3 separate regions of the Mus musculus genome follow, and all the other regions are linked to region 3. Evidence: chromatin loops called from intact Hi-C (ENCODE). Cell type or tissue: gastrocnemius. All regions are shown on one strand. Each heading gives the region's core, and the rest is flanking DNA. Links, peaks and the distances in the headings are about the cores only.

Region 1 (6,786 bases), core at 1,430-3,929, 130 kb after region 3:
ATAAATAAAGCAAAGCATTTATAAACAAAGCAAAAGGTCTCTCGCCTTTGTAGATGCTTAAACAGTAATGAGGACACTACCTTCTCCTCCTCTTCTTCTTCCTCTCTCCACCTTCCTCTTCTTCGCCTTCCTGTTCACTGCCACTGCCCTTCCTTCTCTTCTTCTTTTTGGATACAGGGAGGTCATCGTCGGTGTCATCGTTGACAAATTCATCAAACTCGCCTCCTTTCTTGGAACGCTATGGACCCAAGGAGACCACATCAGCACTTCCAGGCAGAGAGAGCACAGCTAGGGCGCAGGAGGCCGGAGAGCGCTCTTGCGGGTCTCTGACAAGTGAAGAGCTTTTACTAAGTCATGTGGAAGAGGGGCTTGGCTAGGCCCACACTTTCTGCACTTGACATGAGATGTCATCAACTTCCTGAGAAGTCAGCACAAGGCAAGCACACCTTCAATTAAAAGGCATTTAGCCCACCCTAGCTCTGGGAATGCAGAAAGGTGTTGGTTGTTTACCCCCATGACCATGGAGCTGACTGGGAGGGAGGTATGGTCTCTGCAGCTACCCTGCATCACATTCCAAACGTCAAACCAGATGCCTCAGCTTGGGAGAAGACCATGATTCAAAGTCCAGTTCTCCCGAATGCTCATTGTAAACCCTGTAAGTCACACTCCCATGGGAGCAGGGACTACCTGGCTTGCTCAAGTCGGCAGTGTAAGAGCTGCAGAGTACGTGTGTTGAGCCCATGTTCACCCAAAGCATCACACCCACCACAAAAGCAGGGACCACTGCCCACACCGGACACTGCGATCTGTGTTAGAAGACTACCCCTTGGTAGAGGAAGTCAAGGTTAAGAAGTAAGTACGGAGCCAATTAAACTAAGCTCTTCGTTTTAGAAAGCTCAAAGGCAGCCTCTGAGGTGGCTGCAGACAGTGGGTCAGATCTTACCCGCCCTCCACCTCCACCTCTTTTCTTCTCCTTTGTTGCTTCAGTCTCGCCAGTGAACATAAGGATATTTTTGGTCTTCTCCACATACTGGGCACGCTGTTCCAAAAGTTTCTTTTGTTCTTCCTTTTCTCTGAGACGTTTCTCTTCCTAATGGGGGGAAGGGGATATATGGGAATTGATCAAAATGTTCTTATAATAAACCAAACAGCCAGGCAGTGGTGGCACATGCCTTTAATCCCAGCACTTGGGAGGCAGAGGCAGGCGGATTTCTGAGTTTGAGGCCTGCCTGGTCTACAGAGTGAGTTCCAGGACAACTAGAGCTATACAGAGAAACCCTGTCTCGAAAAAATCATAAAGAAAAGAAAAGAAAAGGAAAGGAAAGGAAAGGAAAGGAAAGGAAAGGAAAGGAAAGGAAAGGAAAGGAAAGAAGAGAGAACTAAACAAGTGTAGAGAAGACAGAGGGCTAGCTCCTCCCACACAGAGGCACCCGCCCTCCTGAGCTCAGTGTAGACGCACCTGCTCTTTGAGAAGCTTCTGTCTTAAGAGCTCCTTTTCCTGCTCCTGCTTGGCCCGCAGCTCCCGTTCTTCCTCATCCTGCTTGCGTGCCCGGGCCACATGGTACTGGGCCTGGCTCAGTAAGTCAGAGCACTGCCTAATATTTCAGATGCAAAGACATAATATCCAGTTAAGAGCACCTGCTTTCCTTAAAGTCACTGTTCCAAGTTCCCCAACTCAGAATTCCTGTCTTGATTCATGGACATAACGTGAGAAAAGCAGCCACGTATTTCTTAGCTGTGTGGTGGCTCAGGCCTGTGCTTGTAGCATGAGAGGAGGATCCTGGTTCTAGTCTAGCTTCAGAGCAAGACCATGCCTCAAAAAGACAACAGAAAGAGAAAGCACTTTCCAACAACCTAAGAAGACTACATCAATTTCCTGAAATCTGAAAAGGTGTTGTGGGTGAGGGAATAAGTGGCCCCGAGAAGGCCAGGACCACTTTGTTATGGTCACACTCTCCTAATCCACACCCAACGTGCCTACTCCCCGTCCCCCGCTCCCCACCCCCAAGCCACCTTCTGTGAATAGGGCATTACCTGGCTTCAGAGGCAGCAAGGGCCAAATCAAATCTCATTTTATCTCCAACTTTGCTCAAGTAACTGAAGTACCTAAATGGAAGAAGAAGATAGAAGATAAAAGATATTTCACTCAATCCTCATATTAAGGCCCTGTTTAATAAACAGAAGTTCATCAAGAAAGGTAAAATATAGTTAATACTGTCAGTAAACTAAGAAATAACCATAGCAACAGGTAGTAAACATTAAACTTTCTAACTAACTGTGTCAGCACGGTGGGTGGGGCAGAAGTCACGAGAGCACTTACTCTTCACCAGATGAGGCAAGAAACATTAACAGAGATGAACAATAGCACAGCTGATCATCAGAGATGGGAGCTTTCATCTACCACACACTGAACTGCTAAGTCCTATAAGGTTAAACACATTTGAACTGAGCTGAATAAATCTGTTAAGCAGTAAGTGATAAGATCTTTAATCCTAGCTTGATGAAAATCAACATCCCATAAAGACACACTGGAACAGAACATGAAACCAACACAAGTGGAGACGAAACAGCTCACAAGTGTAAAACACTGGCTCGGACTGCTGAGAGGTGAATGAAAATCCCCGAGAGCCCACAGCCAGCCAGGCAGCTCTAGGAATCAGGCTTCAAGGCTGACTTGCCTGGACTCTGCCTGGAGTATGGCGCCACCACATGGCAACTGTGTGCTTTGACCTTAAACTAAACTGCTAGCTAGACCTCTAATGCTTGCTTTCCCCTAATGGTTATTATTATTATTTTTCTTTTGAGGAAAATCTTTTTTTTTAATCTCCTGAGGCAGTTTTAAGGCAACAAACCACTGTAAAGCCCCTTTCCTCAGAGCTCTCACCTGTGTGCGAGCTCCAGCTCTTTCACAGCATTAAGGACTTCCTTCAGATTACTTTTTTCATCTTTCAGGACAGAGGTAGCTAATCTTTGCAAGACCAAGGCCACATTAAACATCAGAACTGTGTCACTGGGTGCCACGTGTCTGGCCTGTAAACAGAAAGCAATGCAGGTAGCTTCTTATGACTGAATGCCACCAAAAGCATTCAGTAAACAAGTAAAAGCCAGGCAGCCATTTGGGGGGTGGGGCGGGGGCGGGGGCGGATGCAGTCCTGTTACCTTCAGCAGAGTCTGCTTGCACTCCTGCAGCTTGCCGCACTTGAAGAGGGCGCGGGCCAGGTAGAGCACAACCTCAGTGTTTTGGTGCTTATAGAACTTTCTGAGGCAGTTCTCATACTACAGAAAGGAAATGCTGGTTAGAAACACAGCAGAGCCGGGCAGTGTTGCCGAGTTCCCTTAATCCCAGCACTCGGGAGGCAGAGGCAAGCCAATCTCTGAGTTCCAGCCAGGCTGCTCTACAGGTCAAGTTCCAGGACAGCCAGTACACAGAGAAACTCTGTCTCAAAAATAAACAAACGACAACAGAACACAGCAGGGAGGTATTCTCATGCTGTGTCTGCATTTCAAAGCAGTTTTAAAGCTCTGAAAAGACACTCCAATTTGGCTAATTTCAGAGACTAATCTGGAGTTGACTTCTGACATTAGTCAGTTTACGTATTTACAACATAAAAATCTGTTCACAGAAAAACTAGGATCAAAATACTTTTTCCACTTGGAATTTGGACCAGTGCTGAGTAAAAGGTAAAGAGATTTAAGCCTGCCTGCCTGCCTCAACCTTAGCTGGGAAACCCCTTTCTCCTATCTTTAGGACACAATCCAGAATCAATTCATCATGGCCACCATGACAAGTCACACCTGGGCCCTCTGGGTGACACACTCTTAACATCTTCCTCTGGGATCTGTGTCAATGAGCATACAAGTCTCACACTTCAGCTAGTATGTTGGTCAACCTGCAAATGAACATCTGAGTTCATTTCACCTCTTTACTCTAGTGTGTGTCTGAGATCTGTATCTCACGTGTGTGAAGGGAGGGGTGGATACAGGGGCCAGAAGAAGATGTCAGATGTCTTGATATGTCTTGCTGTCACTGGCTGCCCTATCTCATGGTCAGGATTTCTCACCTGGAGCTTGCCACCCCTCCACCCTCATGGCCTGTTTTGCTATCCCAGTGATTCTCCTGTCTCCACTTCTGACAGCACTAAGAAAATGAACATATTTTTCATGGGTACTAGGAATCTGAACTTAGTCCTCATGACTATGCAGCAAGCACTTCTACACATAGTGTCATCTCCCTAACCCCCAGAGTTAATTTTTATATAAACAACATTTTTGACCACAAGCATATACACATCCTGTTATAGGTAACTGACAAGGTAATTTTCTGGACTATCTCTAATGGCTAATTTGCATTCTAGAAGGCAGTGCTAAGGTTCTGCAGATTGGGATGGCTTGTCTCTAAGAACACAAGCTCTGGGTTGTGCTCTCTGAGCTCTGCAAATCCCTCTGATCAGTTTAGTACGTGAAGCCTGAAGCCTGGACTAACTACTCTTGTCCTCTTTGTTCAGAAGCCTCTTTTGCTCTGACGGTACTCTACTCACAGACACCAAGAGCTTTGTTATCTTTTTTTTTTTTTTTTTTTTTTGGTTTTTCAAGACAGGGTTTCTCTGTCTCTGTGTAGCCCTGGCTGTCCTGAACTCACTTTGTGGACCAGGCTGGCCTTGAACTCAGAAATCTGCCTGCCTCCCAAGTGCTGGAATTAAAGGTGTGCGCCACCACGCCCGGCTGAGCTTTGTTTTCTTTTTTTTTTTTCCCGGCTGAGCTTTGTTTTCTTAATGTCCTGAAAACATCGAGTATACTTTTCCTTACACTGAAGTACTCAGCAAACATGAGAAACTTACAAAATCTACAGATACAACCCTTGTTTCCATTTTTGTCTTTTTTTTTCATTTTCTATTTCTTTTATCTTAAAAGATAAACAGTGGGGCAGGATAGATAGTTCAGTGATGAAGAACACTTCCTGCTCTTAAAGGACTTAAGCTTGGCTCCCTGCACCTGTGCTCAGGTGATTCACAATAGCCCGAGCTCCAGCTCCAGCAGAATAAAGCCTTCGTTGGCCTCCTGAGGCATCCTAATCCACATGGCGTGCTTTCATACAACACACACATAGAAGGAAAAGTAAAATTCTAAGATAAGGCAAGTAAAGCAGGGCTGCCGTCTGACTGTAATCCTAGCTACTTGGGAGGCTGATGTGGGAAGACACTTTAACACAGGGTCAAGGTCAAGGTCAGCCACTAAGGAGAGACTCGACATGAACAACTTCATCACTTAACAGTTCTGAAACACGGTTCACTTCAGAAACTGAGGGAATAAATACCGAACCTTCCATTTAGCGGATATTTGTTCTACAGGTTAGTGCCCAGTTCTTCTGATAGTGGATCCGCTCAAAACTCTCTGAGGTTAAGAGACTTCCACTTTAGAGATAGCAAAGTCAGTCAGAGGATCTGCCCTGCCCGAGGCATGGATCCGTGGAATTGCGGCTCATAGCTACCTGGCTTTGTCATTACATGCTTATAAATTTCTGAGCAGACAGTATCAGAGATGACATGAAAGTCCATGATGGGACCAGAAAGGTTAAGGAAGCCATGGCTCCACATTACATGCAACTATCCGGAGAAGCAAAGACGTTACCATCTGAACGGCGCTGATATACTGCTTCTGCTCCACGTAGATGTGTGCTAGGTTCAACCACACATCACTGATATCTGCTGTTGCTTCTCTCACTTGGGCGAAAACATCACGAGCTTCACGGAAGTATCCTTTGTGGGCCAAGACAGCTCCTAAAGTTACACAAAGGCTGACAGTAAGAGGCCTGACTGTTGCTCTAACAACTCAAAGTCCAATACTAAATGCTGCACTGAACAGGAAAACCTCATCTACCGACATCCCTGAAAGTATTAACTTCACTAATTGTTATTGGTCCCAAGGCTTCTAGTCACCTATGCCATTGGCAGCATACAGGTTCTTGGCATCATTTCTGAGGACTTGTTTGTAGATGGCCAGGGCACGGTCTTGATGGCGCTTTTCCTAGAGGAAAGAAGAATTACTGAAAAATTCAACAAGGATATGGACACTAATCCTGCTGAAGGAGAGAGGAGATTACCTTTTCTCGGTCTCGGGTTGGCTGATGCAAAGTCTGGAGCCACACATTGCCAAGGGCCAGCATAGAGTAGGTGTCACTCTGTGTGGCTGGCTGTTTTAATATCCTCTCAAACTTCTTCTGACCTGGGCCCCATTCTTGTTTTGCCAGATGGAGGTTACCAATCAAAGACCAGGCATCCGGATGATCCTATGTATATATAAAGAAGTAAATTTTGCAATCTGGGATCTGAGAAAATCAGTCATCTTTCCCAAAATGGCTAATAGCTGAAAAGGTTTAAAGCTAAACCACAATGGTGGCTTTCAGACTGAGAATTGAGACCTGTTAGCAAACTGCAAGATCAATGTGGTGCCTGTATCAGCATACATAGTGCAACAGAATGGAAGGAAATGATAACTGTGCTGCCCACCAGGAAGAGTAACTAACAACTTGTAAAGCTGTCTTTTTTTTTTTTGGTTTTTTGAGACAGGGTTTCTCTGTGTAGTCCTGGCTGTCCTGGAACTCGATCTGTAGACCAGGCTGGCCTCGAACTCAGAAATCTTGTCTGCCTCTGCCTCCCAAGTGCTGGGATTAAAGGCGTGTGCCACCACGCCCGGCAAAGCTGTCTTTTAATGTGTAGCCTTCTTACTGTGAGCCACGATCAGAAACTCAGATAACCTACAAATGCTAAGACACTGACTCTGGAAGTT
Region 2 (6,786 bases), core at 1,905-4,404, 60 kb before region 3:
TACATTTATAAAGTTTATCTCAGTGTAATGTCTGTGGTGGTGTTTGTACTTCCATGTGTATATTTGTTTTAGTTTTAAGGAGATTATAGTTGCTTTAATATCTGCATGTATCTAACTTAATTGTAATAACAAACAAATTTGTCAGTGTTTCCCCTCTACTGTGCTCTATCCGTTCCATCATTTAGGCTTGAAGCATTACAGCTTTGTGAACGTGACACCATCAGTTCCTGTAACAGTGGAGTTTGTCACCTATTGGTCAGTGGGTGTGGCTAGCATACTTTCTAATGTGAACTAACTGCTTTCTTTTTTATCATTATGGAGACAAGGCTAGATTCAAAGTTGCTACAGAGCCATGGATGACGTTGAACCTCTTATCTTCCCGCCTCTGTCTAACAACTGCTGGGATTGCAGGTATGCAGCCTCAGACCTGACTTATGGCACACTGAGGTTTGAAGTCGGGGATTCCTTTTTTTATTTAAAGATTTATTTATTTTCACATGTAAGTACACTGTAGTTGTCTTCAGATACCCCAGAAGAGGGCATCAGATCTCATTATGGATAGTTGTGAGCCACCAGGTGGTTGCTGGTATTTGAACTCAGGACCTTTGGAAGAGCAGTCAGTACTCTTAACCACTGAGCCATCTCTCCAGCTGAAGCCAGCTCAGCAAGCACTCTACCAACAGTGAGTTCCATCCTCAGCTTCTTTTTTATTCCATGACCTCTTTTGTCCATCATCCATTTTCCCTGATAAGTGCTTAAAGAGCCAACAGCTTAAAAGGGAAACGATTCATCTGACCATGTTAGCTATCCTATCCAGAAATAGAACAGAATTCTGGAAGCTCCCATGGTAAGTCCCTGAAGATGAGAGTTTGTCTGGACAAGGCAAAGCAGAGCTACATCATCACCAGATCTAATGAGTTAGATCCAGCCATGAGAATGGCTCCTCTCCAGGTTTCTTGATCCCTGTGAGATGTAAAACCATGCCAGGAAGTTTGGTAAGGTAGAGCAGGTTGAGACCTGGGCACACACCTGGGGCTTAGGCGACTCCCAGCTCCCTGCCAGACTCCTGACTTGGAACATGTGCCATGCTCCTCACATAAAAGAAATGTGACCTATGGTCACAATGGCCCAAAACAGGGTTCACCATGCTAATGAGGTACATAGAGGCCCAGAGGGCTTAGCCAATAAGCTTCCTTTCCAGGCATTCCTCCCTGCAAAAGGTATTTAATCTCAGGTCTACCCTAAAAAGTGGGTATGGTACATTATGCATCCAGTTTCTGCCATGAACAACCAATAAACTGTTTAGAACCATGGACAGTCTCTTTCATAAAGATTCACTGTGGGGAGCCATGAAGAAGGCTTTTGACTACAGATCAGCAGCTTGGTTCACCCATAGAAGGCCTCTCTGCACTCCCAGCCACAACTGCCACCAAGCCTGACTCTGCCAAGCTAAGGAAAATCACTGCTGGGACAAGCCAGAGCTGCCCTTTCCCCCAGCCCCAGACTAGGTGCTGTCCCCAGCCCGCAAGCCCTGGCTCCATTCTTTACTCTTCCACTACTCCTCGATGCTCCTGAGTGTCCAAGAGTCTGAGAACCCCATGGCCCCAGCCTCATTGCAGGCTAGGGGACCCCTGAACAAGTCCCACCTCCCCAAGAGTCTATGCCCAGCAGCAGAGCTTTGCCCTAGTCATTAACCCGCCAGCTATGCTCTAGGTTAGCAAGCAACCCTAATTAAACTCAATGGGTCACAAACAAAAAGGCATGAAGGTAGGAGGGACACTTGGGAAGAAGGGCTCCTTTAAGATAGGGGAGTGGGTAAGAGGAAGGAGTAGGGGCGAGAATCACTAAAATTCACTCTATACATATATGATATGGTCAAAAATACCAAGGAGATTTTCAAAAAAGCACAAGGTTCCCGTATTAAATGCATGAGTATTTCCCAAGTCCACAAGAAGATGCATTCTCCCCGGCTTTGTTAAGCTCATGGTCCTCTGATCTATCATTTATTCTCAGTGCTATGAAGATATGAGCTACTGCTCAGTCATACTGCAAACACAATACAAGGCTGATGCCAGGGGTAACAGGCCTGCAGGGGAAGGCAAGAGAGGCTGCGTCACGGTGACAACAGCGCTGAGCTAAACAGCACTCACACCTCTGCTGTAGCCTGCTGAAGCCGCTGTAAGCTTTGCTAGGTCAACCATCAGCTCTGCTCAGCGTTAATTCCGGATGACGGCCGAGGGGCCAGAGGATAAAGCGACTGGTAAAAGGCCATCCATCCTGTGGATGTGGGTCAAATGCTGGCCCATTTAACTGGTTTGCTGCTGGACACTTTTACTGTAACACATTTGTCAAGCAACAGTCTGGAACAGGTAATGGAGGAAAATCGCCAAGGAAGAATACTATTACGTATCTATCCACACATAAAGAGGCCATTTCCAGACCTTGGCCATCGGCCCACACTAACACAGCTCTGCCGATTTGACAATCACAAATTCCACTAAATGAAAAACTCACCATAATGCCAACTATTAATACTCTCTCATATTAATAGGTAGCATGAGTCTCATGTAAGGGAGTCTACCCACATCACAGGCTTCACTTCACAGCTCTCTCTAGTTTTTTATTATTATTTAATTTTCAGTGTCCTTTCACCGCTCTGACCACTGCCTGTGAGACACCCTCAGTCCTCAAGGTGGGATGTAGAGGAACAACCATGTGTGTGGTACACAGGAAAGTAGCCCAGTCAGGAGTCTGGAGTCCTCTTCTCTCACCTAATGGAGTAAGAGGTAATGAACACAGAAGATGTCCCTGCTGAAATATCACATTCTTTCTTTCCTCCAGATCTCAAGTTAGGTGCCGTTTATATCAGGAAGCTGTCTCTACCTGTCTGCTCCATCTCAGCAAAAAACAGTACGATTCCTTCCAGTAAGATTCCTCGACACCCACAATTGCCCTCTGCGGGCTCCTTTCACAGAGTCCCTACCAAAGCATAGAAAGTATACAATAAATGCTCTGAGAAGGGATGAATGCGTAGATGAATTACTGTGTGAATGGATGAACTGATAGGTAGATGAGAGAATGGGGAAGTGACGGATGGATGGGTGGGCGAGCGAATGACAGGTGAGTAGGTGGGTGGTGGGTGGTTAGATGAATGGACTGGATACATGGATGGATGCATATTTGGATGGGTGGTTAGATGGATGGACACATGATGGATTCTCCCTGGCTTTTTAAAAAGAAGAAAGTTCTGGAGAAGAACATTCTCCAATATGTTGCTTTACGGGAGGACTCTCCACAAGATGGCGCCCCTAAGTTTCTTAATTTATGGTTTCTTCAGAATTTCTCACATCTCGAGCTGTTTTAGCTAGTTTACATATTAACAGCTAACATAATTTTCACAACACACCGTCCATATGTCATGTTCAATCACATTTCTCACCATTTCAAAAAAAAAATACTTTCCCCCAGGACATCAAGTTATGATCAAGAGCCAGCAAGATGGCTCAGCATCCAGTCCTGGGCAGATACCTTTAGTCCCAGGACTTAGAAGACAGAGGCAGGAGGCTCTCTGTAAGTTCAAAGCTAGTTTAGTCTACATAGTGAGCTCCAGGACAAGGTGAGCTGCATAGGGAGACTCAAGAAAATGGCCCAGCATGTAAACATAGTTGTCGTCAGATGAGCTGAGTTAGATCCTCAGATGGAAAGAGAGAACCAAATAATGTCAACTCCTCCGGAAGATGTGTCCTCTGACCTCTTCATACACACAGTAATGTGTGTGTGTGTGAGTGTGTGTGTGTGTGTGTGTGTGTGTGTGTGTGTGTGAGTGTGTGTGTGTGTGTGTGTGTGAGTGTGTGTGTGTGTGAGTGTGTGAGTGTGTGTGTGTGAGTGTGAGTGTGTGTGTGTGTGTGAGTGTGTGTGTGTGAGTGTGTGTGTGAGTGTGTGTGTGTGAGTGTGTGTGTGTGTGAGTGTGTGTGTGTGTGAATGTGTGTGTGTGTGAGTGTGTGTGTGTGTGTGAGTGTGTGTGTGTGTGTGAGTGTGTGTGTGTGTGTGTGAGTGTGTGTGTGTGTGTGTGCGCACACACACACTAAATATGTGTAACAGAAAGTATTGCTATAACAGACAACACTAAAGCATTACGTTGACCCTGGAGGGTGCTTCAGGCTTTGCCCAGTTGTTATACAAGCAGGAAAAGACTATTGCTCCCTAGACAATACAGGGAATAAAGGCATTCTTTGGAAATCCATTCTCAACAACGGAGAGTCAGCAGAAAAGGGGAGATGCGCCTAAATCTGAAATAGCCATTAACCTCCAGACCCACAAGTTTCACCTGATAAAATAATAACCTCGAACATTCGTACGGGGCCTCATGCCAAACAGCAACGCTACATAACAAAAATAGGTTGGAGACCAAGGAATGCTGCCAAGCACTTTAGATTTATTATCCTCATTTGACCCTCCTACCAAGCCTTGGAGAGAAGTCTTAATGCTTCCAATTCTGCAGCTAATAAAATGGATGGGGTGTGCTTTTCCTAAAGCGCCTGGCTGTTCGCGGTAGAGCTGTTTGGTCTCAGTTTGTGTTTATGCTCATTTACTGCCCATTACAGTCATTTTACTGCTTAGGGGGAAGTACTGGACCATAGTTGGGAGGGAGCTTATTTTAGTAGATTTTTAATTTTACTTAGGTGTATGTGTAGTGGTGGAAAAGTGTATGCCATATGTCCAGGTGACTGAGAGGGCAAAAGATCCCTTGGGGCTAAAGTTACAGACATGTGAGCCACCCAATGTGATGTTGTAAACCTAACTTAGGTCCTCTGGAGGAACAGCCTATGCGTTTGACTGCTGAGCCATCTCTCCAGCCCCAGGAAGGTCCTTCATTATATAACAACCTGTATTTATGTATGTCTGCACACACAGAGTCCTCGAGGCAGCTTTATTAGAAGAGCAGTAGCCAGGTGATGGTGCACACTTTTAATTCCAGCACTCAGGAGGCAGAAGAAGGCTGATCTTTGTGAGTTTGAGAGACCTGGTCTCGAAAAACCAAAGAAAAGCAATACCATTCTCAAGTGACCATATGTACTAAATACCGGCCGGACACTCTTGTGGACCCTTCCTTTCATCCCTATTTCCATGAGGAAGATTCTTTTACACCCATTTCAATGACAGGAAGATTACAGCTGGGAGAGACCTAGAAAACCACAGAAAACCCAAGGGATAGGATTGATATTCAAATCCAATACCACACATGTCTCTAAAGCTTTGGTTTTTCTGCGCTGTACCATGGGATGCTGCCAAAGGTCCCCTGCATCAGGGAACTTGGATATTCTGGGAAAGCATTCTGGAGCCACCTCTCTGTTCTTTCTCCTCTTATCAAACAAAATACAATTCCCCAGATATGTCTCCAAGCTTTAGCATAACTCTATTCTAAGGCCAGAAATGCCCTTCCCTAAAGCAGCCTGGAGAGCTCCTACATACCTTTCAGAACCCAAAAATCTGTGCTTTCACCTACAGTGCCTTCCCTGGTCTCTCCTGTGTTGGTTTCTTTTCTGTTGCTGGAATAAAACACCATGGCCAAGACAATGTATAGAGGGAAATGTTTATTTTGGCTCACAGTTCCAAAGGGTAAGAGTCCATCAAGGTTCACGGGCATCCAGTAGCCGCAAGAAGCTGAGAGCTTACCCCTTTAATGGCAAGCAAGTCCCTCCCCCAGTGACACACTTCCTCCAGCAAGGCTGTACCACCGGAAACTCCACAAACAGCACCACCAAGTGGGGACCACGTGTTCAAATGCAAACCTCTGGGGGACATTTCTCATTCAAGCCTCCATACCTCCTCATCAAACAAGCAGCCACAGTGCTGGCTTTGTTTTAGTTTTTTTTTTTTTTAATTATGGGATATTTCAGATGTAAAGTAAAACTAGTGTCAGTACTTTTCCTATGTGCCCAGGATTGAGACTGAATGGATGCTAGAATTATATCATATTTGTCAACCAGAGAGAGAGAGAGAGAAATGAAGAAAGAAAGAAAGAAAGAAAGAAAGAAAGAGAGAGAGAGAGAGAGAGAGAGAGAAAAGAAAAGAAAAGAAAAGAAAAGAAAAGAAAAGAAAAGAAAAGAAAAGAAAAGAAAAGATGCAAATAAAGCTAAGATAGCACTAACCCTTCCTCTCCTTGATGATCACTCTCAATTGTAATATCTTCTTTATAGTCACACTTTTGTTACATTGTTACAAGTGTAGGTAACAGGCTTATACAAAATTTATGTGTTATCTCATCATTTATATTTTTTGTGATTTTTTTTTTACTCAGAGTTGAGAGCTGTAGATATAGCTACATGGGCATCTAATTAATTCATTTTAATTGTTTCGTAGAATTTTATAAATAAACCACAATTTCCCATACCCCCCCCTGCACATTTGTAGCAAATGTGTAGCTTTGTCTTCATGTAGGTCCCTTAACAATTGGAGCAGGGGCTGTCTCAGTCTCTGTTGCCTGCCATTGGATCCCCTTTCCCTACTTGCACTGCCTGGTTGGGCCTCAGTGGGAGAGGATGTGCCTAGTTCTGCTGGAACTAGATGTGCCAGAGTGGGGTGGTCCCCTCAGAGAAGGGGAGGAGGGAGGGGGGTATTTGTAAGGGTGGGACTAGGAAAAGAGGAGGAAAGGGGCTGTGACTAGGATATAAAGTGAATAAAGAATTAAAATTAAAAAATAAACAACAGTTCACACCATACAGTTAGGAAACAACTAAATGAAGGGCATTTGGGTTGTTTCTATTTTTCTCAACTCTTATTCAC
Region 3 (6,786 bases), core at 1,680-4,179:
AGCAGGAGACAAATTAATGAATCCCCCATAGGTGCCCATCTCCTAATCTTCAGAATCTGGTGTTTTTAAAATTGATAGAACCTCTCTAGAAAGCATTTTGTATAAAAATCTTCGGTCCACTAACTCCACATCTGCAAATTCATCCCAAGTGGGAGAGGGGAAGGGGGGGGGGGACCATAAAAACAAATGCAAAACTCCGTGTATGCAAAAGTATTTACCACAGCTATTGGTTAGAAAATCAGAATAAATTTCCAAAACTAGGCAAAGGCCTGGATAAATTTGGCCACATCTTGTCAACAGAACATTATGAAACTGATTGTATGCTCACACTTTGATCTAACATAGAATAATGAGTTATAGTCTAATCTCTGATAAATAAACCGTTTTTCAGATCATATAACTACGCAAAAACTTTTTTTATGAAAAGGAAGGGCTGGAGAGTTGGTTCAGAAGTTAAGAGCAGGCACTGCTCTTGCAGAGGACCTGAGTTTGGTTTGTAACACCCACATCAAGTGACCCACAGCTAGCTGTTGCTCCAGCTTTAGGGGATCCAATTTCCTCTTCTGGCTGCCACAGATACTTGCATTCATGTGTGCATAACCACATACCTTCACACATACACAGCACAGCACATAATTAAAAAAATAAAACCTATGTGCACATACCTTCACATACACAATCACATAACTAAAAATAAACTCACAACTGGGCAGTAGGGGGGGGGGGACAAAGATGATATTCTCTCTGGAGCCTCCTGAGTGAACACAGCCTTTGACTTCAGCCTCATAAAACATTTCAAAGTTAATAAACGTGTGTTGTTTTATAATGTAGCATTTATGTTCATTGCTGTGATAGTCTTAAGAAACTAGGCGCAAAAGGTAAAACTCAAAGTAACTGCTGTTGCTAAGATGGAACCATTGTCTCTGGCACTCTGATGTCCACAGGGAGCCAGAAGCTCGGCACTTCATAAAGGAGGAAAGCCAGCTCCCTGCCCAGGGCTGCAGGCTACAGCCCTCCATCCTCCTCTTCCCCCTCAGCCTAGGAAAACTGGAGGAGGCTTCAAGGGAGAGTGGGGAAACCTACTTGAATTCAAGAGCTTATTTCTGTAGGAAATCACAGTCCATTCCAGCGAGTTCAGAACTTCTGAAATGAGAGGAAACTGACAATATATATCTAAAGACAATATGAGTTCTTATGCCGTTTTTAAAACTACCTACAATTGTAGAGAGGGCTAAAAGCTTTCTTTTTTTAGGAGAAATGTTAGTCGTGGGCGTGTAGTGTTTCAGCGTTTTAGACTGCGGATGGGGAATACTACAGAGCTTTCTTTATGTATTATGTGTGCTCCCATGCTTCAGGGGATCTGATGCACTGATCCTCAAAAGGCTATTCCAAGCGAGGAGGAGAGCTTGCTGTATATCCAGTACAGACTATACACACAACAGCAGAGCCCTTCTCTGGGAGGCAGAGACTCTGGTTCCAGAGCTCAGCTGTCAGTCAAGTGTGACCTGACTTGAGCCAGTTTCCTCCAGGCTGCTCTAATGAGAGAGCCTGAGTCAGGGATCTCACTGCAAGTAACGGTAGTGACTCTAGCTAAGAATAGCCTGAAATTTGCTGTCACTGGGAGACCAAAGAAAAGCTGGGATACCAAACTTGGGACCCAGGAGAACCCAAGGAAACCAAGCACAGGAATCATGGCAACGTCGATCCCTACGGACCAAATCATTAGGAGCCTGCTGTTTCCCCATGGTCACTCACTATTACAACTCAGCCTTGAAACACATGTTCCAAAGGTTCTGAAAACAACGCTTGGCTGAGCCAGGGTCCTGGTGCACCAAGAGGAGAAGACTTGGGTTCTGGCATGGGACTTTAAACAGAGAGAAGAGGAGTTGGGAACATAGCTCAGCTGGAAAACTGCTGACCTGCACGCAGAAAGCCCTGGGTTCAATCCCCTGCACTGAATAAACTGGTGTGCTGGCACACGGGTAATCCCAGCACTCAGGGAGTGGAGCAGGAGAATCAGAACATCAATATCATCTTTGGCTACATAGGATATTAGAGGCCAGCCTGGGTATGTACAGGAGACCCTGCCTTCATCATCATCATCACCATCACCATCACCATCATCATCAGCATCATCGAGGAAACAATGGCAGATCGTGTGAAGACAGGAATTCCTTTATATTCCAAATTCCCCAAGCCAGGAACATCAGCATCTTCAGAGACACTACAGCTTGGGTCCAGACTGGCAAGAAAATGTAGTGATACATGGGAGAGAGGGAGTTACCTAAGTCAATGAATCTACCTTCTTATGGTGTGTGGGCTTTGTCTACATACAAACCCACCATGTCTCCTTCCCATACCATCACAGTCCTTACTCTTTCCTTGGCTCCCACTCCAGCCTCCTTGCCAACCTTCACCCACAGATCCAGTCCCACTACCCAAGGAAGCTGCAGTCCTGCCGGCCCCCTCCTTCAGAGAGCCATCACTAATGTCCCTTTCACAGTGAACCTTCAACATCAAAACTGTCTCTTGAGACTCTTAGTAACAAACAAGCCACCGCCCCACTCTGGTCTGAGAAAACTTGTCTGTCCCTTTTCCTTTCTCTGGCTAGAGACCACCAGAGCCAGAGCCAGTTCAAGGGTTGAGGGCAGCCTCTGCTCTATAAAGTTCTGCCTTGGAGACTGCAGGGAGTCAGCTGTCTGAAAGATTTAGACTGAGTTGGAGGGACACCATGTGGCCACAACTAGTATGACATTAAGCCTGAGACCTTTCTGTAGTAGTGTAAATACTATGACATTAGGGATACATCAAGAGGAAAAGCTAACATTGACACTTAACTATCTAACACCACCATTTTTATTTCTAATCCTTTCCTTCAATGTTCGCTGACGATTGCAACCACACACATGGAATGTGCCTTCCTTTCCGGTGGCATCTGACCCTCAGCATGTTCCACCCTCAGTCAAGGCTTTCACCACCACTCTCCCCAGAGCTGGTCAGTGCTTGGTAAATTCTAGTGTTCTCAAGTGGCAAGTGGGGCATTGAACCACTGGAGCGGCGTGGTGACTTAGAGCACCATCACCAAGTGGTACAGACAGGTTAAGCCATGGCCGTGCTGCTCATGGACTGTGGGGTCTGAACTTCCCTGAATCCCATTCTCCATTTCTGTCTAGTGGATGGAGGCGGTGAAACTATTTCCAAGGTTGCTAAGAGCTGAAGGAGACAGTGTCTGAGGAAATGTGCCTAGCACAGCGCCTGACCACAGCCCTGACACAGGCACCCCTTCAGGACAGGATTCCTGGACAGGAAGGGATCCCTGGAGCCACACACGCCTACGAGCTGGCTGAAAGCTGAAAAAATCAAATAAGGCAGGTCAGACAGGTAGGTCTAGAAGCTTACAGTACAAGTAAGATTTCAAGCAGGCCCTTTTGCCTCTTCTTGCCAGAACCATGAGCTATTTGTGCCTATCGCTCCTCCCAGCTACAGGAGAGACCAGCTTCCTCACTGCCTCCTCAAAACCAAGGCACTGAGAATCAAGTTAACCAAGACATCTCACACACATACACATGCAAACACATGCACGTACATATGTACTACACATACATTGTTTACACATACATGAATACACACATTTATACACACATACATCCACATATCTACATACATGTATACACATACAAATTCTCATACACACTGGAGCATCATGAGGGATCTGACTGAGGTAACTCTGCCCAGAAAGTTTCTTTAGGAATCACCTGACTCTGAGTGGACCCTAAGGAGCAAAATAAAACAGGGAAGAAAAAGCCAGACCCACATGAGGGTTCTCCCAGAGTCACCCTCCGGAGAGTCGGGCGGCACTTGGTGCAGAAGCCTTTTCGATGACCCTGTGTTGGCCACACTGTGAATTAAAATCGCTCCCTCCCCCTGCTCTCCAGTCCATGTCTTTTTGTATAAGGAGTAGGCACAGGGAGAAATAAGGCTCGTGAGCCACCAACTGTGACGGCTTTCCAGGTTTTCTCAGTGTAAGAATAGTGCAATGGTCAGCTACAGTAGGGACAGACCTGTGCCATCAGGGAAGGTGTCCCAGAGGGAGTGTCCTTTGGCCAAGGTGATATAGAAGGGTCAAATTAAAGGCTGCACACTGATAAAGCTGTTTATTGCCATCCATCCAGCTGACCACCAGAAGGCCTAAACTAGGACAAGTCTATGGATCAAGTGGGAACAACTTCATCAGAAATCTCTGAGGAGTTAAACAAAGCACACACACACACACACACACACACACACACACACACACACCGTCTCCTCCTTATCTATCACTTGGGCTTTGTGCAGAGGCCCAAGCAGGTCTAAGGAAACCCCAGAAGCTGAGTGTTTAGTGAGCTTTGCCCACAGTCCCAAGCTTACACAAAACCAGCCTCTGCCACAATCACCCCAACAGTCTCCCCTAAACTCCTCCTTGCCGTTTCCACCTCCTCAGCCCAGAAGGTTCAGCTCCTGCTCTGCAAACACCTCCTCCTCCTTCACAACCCAGTTGCTCAGACGTTGCAAGGAAAACCCTTTCAGGATGGTCCCTCCATACCAGTGAGCAATTAGCTTTCTACAAACCACTTCATTAACCCTCTAAATAAGACCTACCGAAGGGTTTTCCTACTAAACTTGATGTTACAGACAAGCAAACCAAGACACGGGCAGTGAAGAAGACACAGCTAAGCCCTATGCTGCTGGGAAGTCTTTCTATCAGCAGGTCTGCTCAGAGCAGGAGACAGACACAGTGCTAATGCCGGGGCCCTGGAGGGCTAGCTCAGGGTACAAAATATTGTAGCCTCTCAGTAAGCATATGAATAAAGAAGGCAAGCAAATATGCCTCTTTCCATCTGTTCTCAGCTAGAACCCAGCCACAAGCACCCTCTCCTCTGGCTCTGCTCTCGATTCCCCCCACCCCACCCCCAACCCCCGTGTCTCCTGCCTCTCCTTCACCAAGGCCTATATCCCCTTCCTCAAATCCAGCCACCTAGTGGTCAAGCCCTGAAGCCCCTACCCTGATGCTCACCATGCAACAGAGAACACCCTCCCCACCCCACTCCTGGCCCCTCCATGTGGTATTAGCTGAAGGAGTTGCCAGGCCTCTGGAGCCATCTCTTTTCTGGGACTGGGCCAAGCCTCTCCTCACATCTCTGCCTGCTCCCTCAGTGCCTCTGGTCCTGCTCTTGATTCTTCTCTTCACTCCCTTCCCATTCTTCTTCCTACTTGTCCCCTCCTCCCCAGCCCTCTGCCCAGGTCCCCTCTCCCTTTCTCTCTCACCTCCTCCCTCCATTCTACCCCTGGCCTCTCTAGTTTTTCCCCTCTCTGCCTTCCCAGACCTCCCACTCTCTCTTCCGTGCAGCCAGCCTTGGCCTCTCTCCAAAGGAGGTCAGCTGACTGCCCTGCTCTTGGGAGCTTGCGTCAGACCCAGCAGACCTTGGGGCCCTTTCCTTGGACCTCTAGAGGCCTCATTACAGCCTCCAGGCCTCCTACTACCAGCATCAGAGCCCTCCCCTCCCTAGGGGACATGTCCCCAAGCTCTCTGGGCCCCTCGCCTCCATCTTGACGCTATCAGGAATGAACACAACACAGGATGCTCTCTGTGAGCCCTGGGGGTGGGTTCCAGAAGAGGCCCAGCACCCGTACCTTATCAGAGTTTACTCCCATTTTTATTTCCCTTGAATCTTAAATGCGATTACTCTGTGTGCCAGACATGTAATCTCTGTCTTCCAGGAGCTGGTGGGAAAGAAACACTAAGCTGTAAAGTGGTAGATAAAATAGAGGGATTCACAGAAATGGGTCATTTGTCTGGCATGGTAACATGTGCCTTTAATTCCAACACTAGGGAGAGAGAGACAGGAGGATTTCTCTGAGTTCTAGTCCCACCACAACTACATAGTAAAACCAGGTTTGGTTTGGGGGGGCCAAGGATGGGGATCAACACTGGAGAGATGGCTAAGCAGTCTAGAGCAATTGCTGCTCTTTTGGAGGACCCAGGTTCAGTTCTCAGTGCCCACATCTGGCACCCTCTTCTGGCTTTGTCAAGTACCAGGCATATACACATGCAAACAAGCAGGGAAAAATACTCCGTTGTACAAAATGTAAATACACAAATAAATATAAATACTCAAATAAATAAATACACAAATAAATGGTTTTCTTTTTAAAAAAAAAAACTACATTTCTGAGTAAGTAGTTCAGTTAATATTTAACTCAGAATTTTCCCCAGCATCCCAGCATGACAGATGATGGGCTTATATATACTGTCAGCCCACTATTTCATTCTAATATTCAATCAACCTTTAAAAGGGCTCATGTAGCCCAAACTAGCCTGAAACTCACTATGTAGCCCAGGCTGGCCTAGAATTTCTGATTGGCCTTCCTGTGTCTCTCGAGTGCTGAGATTCCAGTCATGAGCCACCACACCTAGGTTATGTGGCACAAGAGACTCAGTCCCAGGACTCTGTGTACACTGCACAAGCACTCTACAGGCTGAACTACATCCCTAGCCTGAATTTCCAGTTTCGTGATAAGACATCACTTTTGCTTTCTTTCCATGAATAACAGAGGCTAGATCTGGAACCTGGCTTTTTTCCCTGGTACTAGGTTATTGAACCCAGGGTCTTGTGTGTGTGCACTAGGCAAGTACTCTACCAGCTAAGCTAACCTCTGCAGAGCTAGCCTACAGAACTGCTCAATTGCTACCAGCTAAGCTAGCCACTACAGAGCTAGCCTACAGAGCTGCTCAATTGCTACCAGCTA

What was found. A loop is a pair of places that touch in the nucleus more often than their neighbours do. Peaks named below come from ENCODE experiments on the same cell type or tissue, not always from the same donor. Only the 100,000 strongest peaks of a DNase experiment are listed, where the experiment ranks them.
Region 1: it touches region 3 in a loop (5-fold over the local background); 4 of 42 quality-filtered maps call a loop at or near these places.
Region 2: it touches region 3 in a loop (10-fold over the local background); 20 of 42 quality-filtered maps call a loop at or near these places.

What each region holds. Positions count from the first base shown.
Region 1 is chr7:111,045,754-111,052,539 of GRCm38, reverse strand. Ctr9 (CTR9 homolog, Paf1/RNA polymerase II complex component) reads right to left here. Exons shown (of 25, transcript NM_009431.2): 14 at 6,101-6,286; 15 at 5,937-6,024; 16 at 5,629-5,777; 17 at 3,160-3,276; 18 at 2,885-3,030; 19 at 2,035-2,106; 20 at 1,460-1,595; 21 at 944-1,090; 22 at 81-238. Among named protein-coding and RNA genes, the nearest start is that of Ctr9, 20 kb to the right of the region's middle. In gastrocnemius, for the core only: a CTCF peak has its summit at 2,716; a DNase peak (open chromatin) is centred at 2,701.
Region 2 is chr7:111,238,264-111,245,049 of GRCm38, reverse strand. No RefSeq gene overlaps it. Among named protein-coding and RNA genes, the nearest start is that of Gm33098, 31 kb to the right of the region's middle. In gastrocnemius, for the core only: a CTCF peak has its summit at 3,298 (motif pointing right); a DNase peak (open chromatin) is centred at 3,301; H3K4me3 peaks cover 254 bases; H3K27ac peaks cover 286 bases.
Region 3 is chr7:111,178,428-111,185,213 of GRCm38, reverse strand. No RefSeq gene overlaps it. Among named protein-coding and RNA genes, the nearest start is that of Gm33098, 29 kb to the left of the region's middle. In gastrocnemius, for the core only: a CTCF peak has its summit at 2,742; DNase peaks (open chromatin) are centred at 2,705 and 3,082; H3K27ac peaks cover 621 bases.